Linked DNA regions of Homo sapiens: region 1 is linked to region 2. The links are chromatin contacts, found by Hi-C in ENCODE. All regions are on one chromosome and are shown on one strand. The core of a region is the stretch at or near the end of the contact, and the rest is flanking DNA. Distances in the headings are between cores, read along the strand shown.

Region 1 (6,850 bases), core at 581-3,080, 2.0 Mb before region 2:
CAGCAACCACAGGTTGTGCCACAGAGAGGAATGGAACTGCCTCCCTGGTCTCTCCCAGAGTCCTGACCTGTCAGTTTTGGTCCCAGGAAGTCGTTCATCCTCAGGGCAGTGATTCTGCAGGGAAGCAGCCCCCATCCTGTTTATGCATGAAGTATTTCACTAGTTAAGTCAGAAAGGATGCAGGTATAAGCTGATCCCAGGCAGGGAAATAAAACATGACTTCAAGTCCTTTTTTTTTTGGCTTATAGGTAGACCTTGTTGTATTGCGTCTTGCTTTATTGCAGTGCACAGATATTGCATCTTTCACAAAGTGAATGTTTGCTGCCACCCTCCCTTGACCAAGTCTAATGGCACCATTTTCCCAACAGCATGTGCTCATTTTGTGTATCCATGTCAGCATTTTTTGCAATACAGTATTTTAAAGTTAAGGTATGTACATTTTTTTTTACACATCATGCTATTGAATACTTAAAACATACAGTATAGTGTAAACAATCTTCACATGTGCTGGGAAAGCAAAAATTTGTGACTCGCTTGATAGTGATATTCACTTTATTGCAGAGGTCTGGAACCAAACCGGCAATATTGGTAAAGTATAGCTATACTTGCTTTTGCCAAAGTCTTGTTTTCCTGTATTATTTCCAGAAGACTCACAGAGCAGTATCACCAAGAGTTTAGTGGAAATGGATTAGTGTGGTGGATGCCGGGGCAACCCACACAAAGGGGCTGAGGGCCTGCTCCCATCCACCCCATGCCCCAGAAGCCTCCCCCGGGGCCTCTGCATTCAGAGGCACTGAGCACTCAGCACCAGGGCTTGGCCCACCCTGCTGAGAGGGGGCTGGGAAGGCAGGCACTGCCCACAGTGCTTTTTATCCAATGCCAGGAACAGGAGCGAAGTGATTACATTGGGTTTTGTTTTCCACTTTATTCAGGCTCTAAAAATGTTGGGCAGGAGCCCTTTCTGAAAGCTTTTGATCAATTCCCAGGGGCAGTGATTCTCAAGTTTTGCATGAATCTGGGATATTTGCTTAAAAGATAGCTAACAGTATTTACTACATGCCATGCACAGTTCTAAGAGCTTCATCTAAATTATTGCTTCAAAAATTGGTAATGGTCTCTGAGAGGACTCTGAGGCCCCATAGCCAAGAGGTGCCAGGGCTGGGACAGATGCTTTGCTCTCAGTCACCTCTCAGGGCCCAGGAGGTCAAGGAAGGCTTGTGTGGGGACCAGTAATAGCTTGTTTAGCAGGTGCTTCACTTTCAGAAGCACTGCTCTTGTCTGCAGGGACTTCTTTGGTCCCAGCATCAGCCACACTCTGCCATGCAGTTTCAGTAAGGGGTAGGGCTTCTGCTTGGGGAAACCTTAGGGAGGAAAAGAGCTCAGGCAGGATGTCAGTATTTGGTCCTGACACTGTAGAGGGGACAGAAACCTTGATGATAGCTACACTCTTAAACAGCATGGGCACCGTTATCATTCAGCTGTGCAAGGCCACACAATATTAGCCCCACCTGGCCTGGGATTGCAAGGTTAATATTACATCATTAGGTCAAGGAAATAGATTCTTCTGTCCAGTGAGGAGGCTACTTTAGGGCAGCAGGGTCCGATGGCCACAGGAGACATTCCACAGAAGGGAGGGGCACGACTTTGCTATGCTTTATGCACGCAGGTGGCTCTTCTTATAACACCCTCATTATGTGTTTTCAGAAACAAACAAAACTCTCCCTTTCTGAGACTCACTGTGGGAACTCTGAGAACTTTTGGCAGGGGGTTGGTGCCTCTCTTTCTTGCTCAGGCCCTTTGTGTGGGCTCTGTTTTGCATGCAGTGCTGTTCCCATGGGGACTGAAGCCTCCAGAATCTCCCCACACTCACTGTTCCCGCAACTGGCTAGCAAACCTCCCCTGGGGGAGTACAGGGTCCTTGAGGAGACGGCATAGGTCTGCTCTGATTGTGGTGGGGATTGGGGGCTCCTTTTAATAGTTTAGTCCCCAAGTCTTACAATGGCTGCTAGAGTAGCCATCACCCCCATTGCTCACCCTATTAGACAGAAATTGGTAGTAACATTTGAAATGTTACAGCCAAGGGAAGATCTGCATTGTGTGATTAAGTACAGAGAACCCTGCAGCCCGCCAGCTGAGCAGAATGACACGATCATTTCATTTCCCAGCATCACAGTGGGAATGATGATGCTCTGATTTAAGGTTCAGTGTCCACTCTTCTCCCTTCCAGAGAACATGTCAGGTCAGCAGCGAGACTGCAAGCCTACCAGGCAGGAATCACTGGCCTTGAGCGTCATCCAAACACCCTTGGCATGCCTGTTATGGAACGTGGAGCCATCCATGCTGGTCCAAGTCTGAAGAGCTCTGAAACCAAGCTCTTTCATTCTCCTATAGGGCTGTAGGCTGCCCCCAGTCAGGTGTAGATTTGAGGACCCCGTGTTTCCCGAATGAAGGAAGGAACCATCTTCAGGTGTTGCAACTGGAAGCTTGGTGAACAGGCACTGATCATCTGCAGGGGGATTTATATCAATGCTTAAAGACAGGTCCCTATGTACACACAGGGCTACAGTGGCTGTGATGACACCCCCAAGGGGTTCACCTTCTTTATTTGACAAATACAGAAACAAAGCCCAGAGCTGGCTTCATCTAAATGTTCCCATTCCTGCTTTGCTCCTGGAAAGTTTCCGAGCTGCCCTTGCAGTGAGGCAGTGCCAAAACCAGGGCTCACCCCAGGTCCCGAGTCCCCACTCCGGGCTCCTGTTAGGCCATGCTGCCTGCCCCACTACTCGGCTTTACACCATGGAGCTCGCAGGGTGGTGAATGCTACAGGAGACACTGTGTGTCTTTTTTGTTGTTGTTGTTGAGATGGTGTCTCGTACTGTTGCCCATGCTGGAGTGCAAAGGCACGATCTCGGCTCGCTGCAATTTCTGCCTCCTGGGTTGGTGCGATTCTCCTGCCTCAGTCTCCTTACTAGCTGGGATTACAGGCACATACCACCATGCCCGGCTAACTTGTTTTTGTATTTTTAGTAGATACAGGGTTTCACTATGTTGGCCAGACTGGTCTTGAACTCCTGACCTCATGATCCGCTTGCCTTGGCCTCCCAAAGTGCTGAGATTACAGGCCTGAGCCACCGCACCCAGCTGACACTGTGTGTCTTTAACCCAACAGCAGCACTCCTTAGGAAACTTGGAGGAAAATGTCACGTCACCCTCAGGAGCACCAGAGGGTTGTGCAGTGGCATGAAGGTCCCTGGTACACAGCAGGGCCACAGGGGAAGTGGAGGAGTCACTGTGAGCTGCCAAGACCCGCACTTTGCTGCTGTCTTCCCTCTCATGCGTATCCCACCTGTGTGGATGTGGGTCCCGTGCACGCCTCTGTGAAATGCCCGCCTCACCTGGAGGACTGCAGTGCGAAGGCACCATGCAGATGTCCCTCAGCCTGCCTCCAGCAACTGGAAGGCAAGGCACCATGCTTCTTCTTTTATGGATGAGGACGGCGAGGCTCGGACAGGGAAGTAACCAGCTCACGTTCACAGGAACAGACAATGTTGGGAGTAAGATTTGAGGCCGCACTGTGTAGCTCTAGGTTTTATTCTCCTTCCCCATCTTGCCTTTCCTTATTATTTCCAAGGAGGGTAACTGTATTCTGATGCTTGCTTAGAATAAGCCAAGCAAACAGGAAAGAGCAGAGAGAACCTGCTACTCCTGGAGGTCTGGCCCAGGGAGGCTGTCAGGACATGAGACAGGGCTCTGCAGGGCTGTGAGGCTGAACCCTGGGGCCAGGGTACCTTCTGTGCTCCCCACAGACCTTCACAGAGCTTCTCGAGCTCCAGAGCTTTCCTCTGAGCCCATGTCTAGGAAGGGACCCTCCTATCAGCTCCCAAATTCTTTTAAAAATGTTTATTTATTTATTTAGAGATGGAGTTTCGCTCTTGTTGCTGAGGCTGGAGTGCAATGGCACGAGCTCGGCTCACTGCAACCTCCACCTCCAGGTTCAAGCAATTCTCCTGCCTCAACCTCCCAAGTAGCTGGGATTACAGGCACCCGCCACCATGCCCAGCTAATTTTTTTTTTTTTTTTTTTTTTTTTTTTGTATTTTTAGTAGAGACGGGGTTTCTCCATGTTGGCCAGGCTGGTCTTGAACTCCTGACCTCAGGTGATCCAAACGCCTTGGCCTCCCAAAGTATGAGATTACAGGCGTGAGCCACCGCGCCCGGCCTCAGCTCCCTTATCTCCCTTTGCTCTCTTCCTGCCTGCTCCAGTGGGCTCTTCTCAGGTCTTGAATTAGGCACTTTCCTGGTGCCTGTGGAAAAGTAGCCCCTTGGAGCCTGAAATGTTCTCTCCCCGTTCCTCTCTCCCCCTGGCCCCCGTCTCCCAGCTAGTTTCTAGCACTTTATTTCCAGATTCAGAAGCCACTTCCTCACAGTGGCAGCCTTTCTGGAGTACCATATTTACATCCCAGTGTCCTTGGAGATAACAGGATCCTATCCCCAGGAGGCGCCCACGGAGGATGAGGCCACCTCTAATCCCATTCATCTCTGTATCCTGGGCCACCACCAGCCTGGCTACAGGGCAGGGGAAACATGGGGACCTTGCTGAATTTAAAAATGGGCTGGAGACTCCTGTTAACGAGAACAGAGGGCCCTTTAATAGACATTGTAATTTTATTACCTGTGATCAATAGGAAAATCAGGTGCTGAAGAACCCACCAAATGTAGTAAACACCAGGAGAAGAGATAGGAAAGCCAGTGGGCCATGAGACTTGTTGTGTAGCCCTGGAAGGCCCACTGTGCCCTGAATATTTCCAGGAAGATGGGAGTGGTGATGTCTAGCACCTCATCTGCCACCTGGCACCTTCTTCTTAATGCCAACTTCAAATCCGCTACAGAAAAATACTGTTCCAAGGCTTCTCACTGCAGGTTGCTTTGTGTTCTGGTATCATCCAGGTTGAGCTTATCCATTAAGGAGTTCATCCATCTACAGGTGACCCCCACCTCTTTTGCGCATGCACTCCCATGCCTCAGTGAAAATGTCCTAAGAACAGGGGTTACACCTCTGAAAAAAAAAATCTCAGGACCCCAAACTCACTAAAAGTTAAGCTTGGGAACTGAGTCATGCAAGAAACTACCTGCTTTTTGTTCCCACACGGATGGCTGCAACATAGAAGGGCCACGGAGCACCCCAGGTGGCCTCCCTCACAACTGCTCAGGAAAAAATTCCTTGTGGGCCCTGAAATCTTTCAGAATAGACACCCCCCCAAAAAAAAACTGACCAGAAAACAGAGTTCTGTTGACTCTTATCCTGGCAATGCAAATTAATAGCTGATCTTCACAGGTACTGGACAAAGACAAGACCAGAAATCATCCCTCGGCTCAAGCAGAGGAAGGCATAATGGGCTTTTCCTGACTCCTCTCTTTTCATATGGAAAATGTGGTTTCAATGAGCACTAATCAAGCCTCACAAGAATGTAACCATCTCTTGTCTACCCCGTTTCTCTTTTTATTCCTTTTCCTCCTTCCCCTACTGTCCACTCTTTCCCCTTTCAGTATTGGAGTCTTCAAAACTCTCTTTGGGAAAAGCACAGGCCAGGAATCCTAGTGTAACTTGTGTTTCTTTTTCCTGGGCACCATCCTCAACCTTGGAAAATAAACTTCTAACTTGATTGAGACCTGTCTCAGACACTTCTTCGTTTACACATCTCAGACATCTGGGAAACACCACAGAAATGAGCGCAGGGCTTTGCGTACTGTGGATGCTCAGATACATGTTTCTCACGTTAAGTCCAAATGTAGACATATCTGCTTTCTCTTGCACTTCAGCAATATTAAAGACATCTCACAACATCTCTTCAAAACCCATTTCAATATTTAACTGACATTGTAGTCTTTGCAACTCTAGCTAATCCATTTGGATAAACACTCCATGAAATTCCCATTTCTATCCACTCTAATGGATGGACTCAAGTCTTTGGTCTGCTCTTGTGTAGATAACTCCTAAATCCTGTCACACTCACTGTGTATCTGATATCTTTGAAATTCTAAGAGCCTTGGAAGGCTGTCAGGGAAGCTGAGTGTGGGGAAACAGGGGGCGTGTGGGAGGCATGGTTTAACGTTGCCTCTTGGTTTGAGCCTCCATTGCGTGCTGGTAAGGCAGGCCTCCTCCCACAATGGGGAGAGAGCAGTGGCTTCTTTGGAGGCATATTTGGGATCCTAGTGCCTCATAAAAGACATTCAGAACTTTACATGATTGGGGAAAAAATCTCTAATAATGAATCCACCTCCAGACTCAGACTTTTAGAGGTCATTCTAACCCACTATTCTCAACGGATATCTCTACAACCAATCAATATCTCCTTGAAAACTGAACAATTCAAGCCAATCTTGGCCAATTTGAACACTCAGATGTGTGAAGTACTGCAGCCTTTATGTCACTGAAGAAGCTTTCAGCCCTCACCCAGGTCATCATGGCATCCAGCCCCCTCCCCCAGCCCCCAGCCCCCCTGGTCTGACCTCATTCTTCAGGCTCCTGGCCAGGAAGTGCTCAGCCACGTGCGCGGGAAGCACGTTCTCCAGCAGCACGCGGTTCAGGTTCTCCATGGTCTCTATCTCCTCCCGCTCTTTTTTGAATTTGTTCTTCCATAAGAAGTCTAACCTACAGTAATATTCATTCTGTTACAAGAGGACACAGAGGTAAAGAAACAATAGGCATCTTGTCCTGCCAGAGAGTGGAGGTTTTAAAGAGAAAACAAAAAGAACAAAATGAAACCGAAAAAAGAACCCCCAAACAGAACTTCCACCCTCCCCATAAAGCCCTCTGTGTCCCTGAAATGTCCTTCAGTCAACCTCTGACA
Region 2 (6,210 bases), core at 3,297-5,796:
CAAAGAAACAGTGCAAAAAGTTTAATACTGAAAATGGGAAGGAAGTTACAGCCCTCTCAATTTCAATAACCTCAAATTGCTTGCATGTCTCACAAAACAACAGGTTAAGGTATGAAGAAAAAGTTGGGTAGCCAGGGTCTGCTGTCTGAGGAGTCAGATGCAGCCTCCAGAGAAGTGTCACTCCCGTCCATTCTCACACCCAGATGCACCAATGGGCACCTGCAGTGATTACCGTGAGGAACAGACCAGTTCATTTCTAGCCCCAAAGTCTCTGCCCACAAGCTCAATGGTGCATGAATACATTTTTATTTTAGTTTGGGGCAGAATGTATTGACATCTTTAGGAATTATTTGCATACCACACATTCTTAACATTGTCTAAGACAATTGATGAACATTTATTTAAAATAGTTCTTATTCCAAATATTGCTACTGTTATTGTTCATAAAAGTGTGACTTGAACTGACATACAGAGTAGATTTTGAGTATCTACAAGTTTTGCCACAATGAATGCTATGAACGTCACAGACTTTCCTAAGGTTAAGAGATACTTCAAATCCTATGTTCATGGAGGTTCTGAAAACAAGAGAGAAAGGCAATCCAGTACAAAGGATGAGGCCACCGAAATGCCAGAGCATTTGTTGTTATTTCACTTCTGAACTTGATGACAAGGGAGGACCTCCACCCAAGGAAACACCAGGACTCAGGCCCAACCCACATCACTCATCTTGAAAATGGAGAGTCTGTGAACATTTGAATAAAAAGATTAGCATTATAACAGCAGGGAGAAATCTCAACAGGGAAATACTCTATTTATAAGCTGAGTAGAAAATATAAATATTTCATCCTCATTTTAATGTCTCAAGTGAATGCTAATTTCCATAAATATCCCAGTGTCCTTTCAATTTTCTAACATTTACTCATTCTGTGATGTAAACAGTCTTAACACAAAGACAGGAAGCTTTCACTATGATCATTTAAAGAAGAAATACTCACTTTTCTCCTGGCATGATCTTCTCCAGTTTAACTTGAACGGGAGGAAGTTCAGGAAAACAGAGACTGTTCCTTCCTTGTAATACCTATTCAGTTTCCGGCTGGGTGCGGTGGCTCACGCCTGTAATCCCAGCACTTTGGGAGGCCGAGGCGGGTGGATCATGAGGTCAAGAGATCAAGACCATCCTGGATAACACAGTGAAACCCTGTCTCTACTAAAAATACAAACAATTAGCCGGGCATGGTGGCGGGTGCCTGAGTAGTTCCAGCTACTCGGGAGGCTGAGGCAGGAGAATCACTTGAACCTGGGAGGTGGAGGTTGCCATGAGCCGAGATTGCGCCACTGCACTCCAGCCTGGCGACAGAGTGAGACTCCATCTCAAAAACAAAACAAAACAAAACAAAAAACATATTCAGTTTCCAATGAAACTGGAAATCACTAATCACACCTATTTTTTTTTCTGCTTACAGTAGCAAACCAAACTTTCAAGTCACTGAGACAGAATGAGTCTTGTTTTTCTTAACATGTAAGTGAAGCAAACAACCAGATGAACAATTTAATTATAATTGAAGTACAGGTGCAAATGTAAGGCAGGATCCCCCAGGGCTGTCTCTATTGGGTTCAATTTCTAAAACTGATCATCTGGCTGACTCTGGCTAAGGCTGTTGCTGTTAGATGTCAGGACAGGGACCTCTGGAAAGTTAGCTTGGAATTACCTAGTTTCAAGCATGTCTTGTAAGCACCAAAGAAAGGAAGTGATTGGTCAGAAAAACACATTGAGTCAGGTGCCTTCCCCATGGGATTCTCCTTGTTCTACTTCAGGTAAAGACGAGTAGTGAATTTACAAAAATGTATTACAAGAGCATAACCTCACTAAAATGGGATACGCATTCCTGTGAAGCAGAAATGGGACCCAAACACACTGTGTTTAGTAGAGTCAAGACTCAGACCTCAGAATCAGATGGGAGACCCATTCCTGCTGAGCAGCATAGACTGGAGGAGACCTCTGTGAGCAGGGACCAGTGAGGCTCACTTACCATCGTGTGTCCCTGCAGCGACAGGGCTGAAGAGCTGATATGAACCGAGTTCTGAACTAGGCCTTAATGGGCCCCTGAAGCCTTAGTAGCACTGTAGTCTCCTTTCTCCAAGGAAGATGTGTCCCAAAGCCCCCAGTGAACACTGAAACCACAGGTTGCACCAAACCTTCTATGTACTATGTTTTCTCTTATATATGTACCTATGGTAAAGTTTAATTTATAAACTAGGCACAGAAAGAGTTAACAGCAATAACTAATAATACAACAATTATGATAATATGCCAGCATCACTACCTTTGCATTTTGGGGCCGTTCTTAAGTAAAACAAGGGTGACTTGAATATAAGGACTGTGATACCACAACAGTCAATCTGATAACTGAGATGGCTGCTATGTGACTACCAGGCAGGGAGTGTAGACAGTGTGGATCCACTGGACATAGGGAGGATTTTTGTCCTGGGCAGGATGAGAAGGATGGTGAGAGATTTCATCATGCTATTCAGAAAGAATTTAAAACTTATGATTGTTTATTTCTGGAATTTTTTATTTAATATTTCTGGGCCACCGTAGACCTATAAACAAAAAATAAAACTTTAAGGCCCCCAATCATCTGAGTGGACCTCTCCTCTTGGCCAAGGGCATTCCAGAGTTAACCTGAAAATCTAGTTCAGGCCATGATGGAAGAGGGGGTTGGACCTAACCTCATTCTACCCTTCCAGCATGAACATCAACACAGACTTTAAGTCTGATAAGAAACATGTACAACCTATTCTCTCTGAAGCCTGCTACCTGGAGGCTTCATCTGCATGATAAAACCTTGGTCTCCACAACCCCTTATCTTAACCCAGACATTCTGTTCTACTGATAATAACTCTTTCAACCAATTGCCAATTAAAATATGCTTACATCTATCTACGACCTGGAAGTCCCCCCTCCCACCTTCGAGTTGTCCCGCCCTTCCAGATCAAATCAGTGTAAATCTTACATGTATTGATTGATGTATTATGTCTCCCTAAAATGTATAAAAGCAAGCTGTACCCCAAACACCTTGGACACATGTTATCAGGACCTCCTGAGGCTGAGTCACTGGTGCGTCCTTAACCTTGGCAAAATAAACTTTCTAAATTGACTGAGATATGACTGAGTTATTTTGGGTTCACAGACCAAAGGTAACTGAAAACACAGAAGTGAAACTGCAAATAAGTGGGTGCTATTATATCTGTGTGCAGACAGGGAGGGGAAAATTAAGCACAGGTGAACATACACATGAAACAACTTGAGACAAGCCTGGAAACTAAAATTCCAAAGCACGTGAAGAAAGACAGTCCCAGTGATGGAAGTCTGAGCTCCACAAACTCACTAAAGAAAGCATTCATCCCAAAGAAAGTGCAAGTGAGAGAGCAGTCTTCCAAAAGAGAGAGTGGCATCCAAAGAGACAAAATAAGAGCAATAGAACAGAAAGCGAACACAAACCAAGTAGAAAGAGACTATTTAAAGAGCCAGTTAGAAAGTATAAAAAAATAAATTTCAACAGGGTAATTAATGTGTAATAAGAATAAGGTGTTAGGGAATTAAAATGTTGTGGTGGCAAATATCCAAGTCTCATGGCCCCAAGTATGTTACCAGTGGAAGGTATCCAAGTAACCGGCGGTGAGTCTGTAGAGCTCTGCAGCAACCTTAGTTCTTGCCTCCTCAAAAGAAAGAATTCAACTGAGGGGCATAAGGCAGAAGAGGAGACCGGGACAAGTTTCAGAGCAGGAGTGGAAGTTTATTTAAAAAGGCTTTAGAACAGGGAAGAAAACAAAGTACGCTTGGAAGAGTCCCAAGTGGGCACTGAGGTCAGGTGCAGTGTTTAACCTTGACCCCAGGACTTTGTAGGCTTGCCCCTTTCCCATGATTCTTCCCTCAGGGGGGGCATTATTTCCCAGATGCACGGTGTCCTCCTTAGCCTTGGGAAGTGAGCACAGGCAGTGTGTTTAAGAAGCTGTGCACATGCCGGTCTGAGGCTTTCTTCCCTTTTCCTGTGGAGTGCCCCGAGTGGGTCATACTCCGCCATTTTGTCTCTTCATGCACATGCCCAGGAAGTTACTTCTCCCAGGCGCCTGCATTCAATGAACACTTTACTGCAACAGCTGTGGGGTATCAGTAAATGGCCTCTCCCTGGCACACGCTGACAATTTATCACTTTTAGAGAGGCAAAGTGATCATTGTCGAACCATCACCTGACATTCCTAGTGGATGAGGGAGGGCCCTTTCCTGGCCTGCTCATGCTTGTCTAAATACCTGTAACAAAAGACAGCACCAGAGTACTCAACCTGAATTACAGAGAAATTTAGAACAAAGAAAACATAAAAATGATCGTAAAAGAGTAAGGATAAATTGAGAAGCTCCGACATTCACCTGGAGTTGGAGTTAGATGGAATGGTGAACAGGCAACATTTGAAGAGATAGTGGCTTAGAATATCCCTGAAGTAAAAAGAGACATAACTTCACAGGTGTTTCCTGGGTGTATGTGCAACAGGGTAAACTTTCAAAGTCTGTATCTAGTTACGTCATAATGAAACTGAAGAATATCAGGGGTAGAAAGAAACTTATAAAAGTTTCCAGGAGATAGAAAAAAAAACAGTTAACCCACAGAAGACTGATAATTTCTTAACTAAATATTAAAATTAACCGCTGCCTAGAAAAATCCATTAAAGGATTAAGTATATCAATTAAAAGATTTAGTTCATGCAGATAGCATAATTATTCATAATACAAATTGAAGCATCCCGTTCAAAAAAGGTAATTCCAGGCACAACCATAAACAAGAGTTTATGGTTATAATAAGAACCATAAACTCTTATCACTAGAGTATATCTTTGAGTTCTGTTCAACCTCTTCCTCTGTCTACACTTTAAAAGTCTGCAAATCTTTGGATTTGCACATGAATAACCCTCAGATCTGCCCTTTCAGTCCTGCTGCCTTTCTCCCCACGCAAATACCTGTGACCATCTCCTCCACTTCGATACTCAGCCCCACTCAAGGAACTCTTCAAGCAGTAGGATAACATCATGTGAGGTGCCTTTTTTTCTTATCTTGGTGAATGCTATCTGCACCCATTGCACAGTACTAACACACTATCTTATGATTTATCTACATGGTGCAGCAGTATGTTCCTTCAGTGTAAAGCAAAACATAATTTTTATCTGATATTGTATTTTGCAAGCAAAGCCTCAAATAGTTCATTAATTGTTAAATAATTATGTAGATGGCTTGAAGATCATTTTATAACGTGCACAAATGTTTTGCAAATTTTCCTTTATAAGTTTAAATGTTTTTTAATGATATTGGGAGGAATCAGTGGGCATTTCTGTCGGGCTGGGGACATTACAATTTTCCCAATGTAAAATAACAAAACGTAGTCTTCTGCTTTCGGAAAATTCAGAATTAGTTTAGATTTGTGTAATGAAAGTTACTTGGATTTGCAATGCAGTCATTATTGCAGTCACAACTGATTTTTCACCTTCTGGTTTAAGATCTTGTTATGCAACAATACAAGAAACTCATCTACAGAAAGCTCTGCAATGAAACCCGTATTGTAAGAGGGATTCGGTGACCCAACAGAGTGGGACTAGCACACCCGTTGCTTCGGGTCTGACCCTACCTGCCTCTTCATCTGTGCACCATTCCTCTCCCACCCCTAGGACCAGTTCATGCAACTTGAGTTTGTCTGATCAGTCATGATTTTAAGTAGGATGAGAGTTAGGTCCTGCATGTGAGGATTCAGTATTGAATTATACTTGCAGCTTGGACTAGCATGAGGGTTCTAGGTCCTTTGTTCCCTTGACAATGTTGAATTTTACCTGAGCCTTGTGATCCTGAACAATAGTGATAATTGAAGAAACCCTCCCACCCTCTTTTGTCCTGGGAAACAGTTTATTGCAAAGAATCACTCTTCTCTGTGTAACGTATACAAGACTCACAGTTGCTCCCCTGTATACCTACGGAAAAAACAGACACAGATCCTTCAAATTCCCATTCCTTGCCTCTTAAATAATGAGCTGAACTCTTTGCACTCACTCACCAATCTGAGGAAAATACCTGATCCACCAAACTTCTCTCCTTCTCCAAGGTCTCTATACTTCAATTTATCCTCCATCTGAACCAGCAGACAATCTCTCCTTAACCACCTCTCTCAG

Evidence for each region. A loop is a pair of places that touch in the nucleus more often than their neighbours do. Pooled maps may share reads with other maps.
Region 1: a loop to region 2 is called in a pooled map, with 7 times the contacts of the local background. The contact joins two enhancer-like sites. A Hi-C loop is called at or near these places in 2 of 37 single-sample maps with no recorded cell type and 2 of 50 pooled maps.

The regions. Positions count from the first base shown.
Region 1 is chr5:7,789,460-7,796,309 of GRCh38, reverse strand. ADCY2 (adenylate cyclase 2) reads right to left here. Exons shown (of 25, transcript NM_020546.3): 20 at 6,510-6,668. Among named protein-coding and RNA genes, the nearest start is that of CFAP90, 58 kb to the left of the region's middle. RefSeq lists enhancers at 1,522-1,621, 1,872-2,031. Within about 2 kb of position 1,830, at least 2 of the 41 ENCODE cell types and tissues checked have a DNase peak (open chromatin) inside an H3K27ac peak, as active enhancers do.
Region 2 is chr5:5,750,032-5,756,241 of GRCh38, reverse strand. No RefSeq gene overlaps it. Among named protein-coding and RNA genes, the nearest start is that of ICE1, 330 kb to the right of the region's middle. RefSeq lists enhancers at 3,172-3,311, 3,462-3,521. Within about 2 kb of position 4,546, at least 3 of the 41 ENCODE cell types and tissues checked have a DNase peak (open chromatin) inside an H3K27ac peak, as active enhancers do.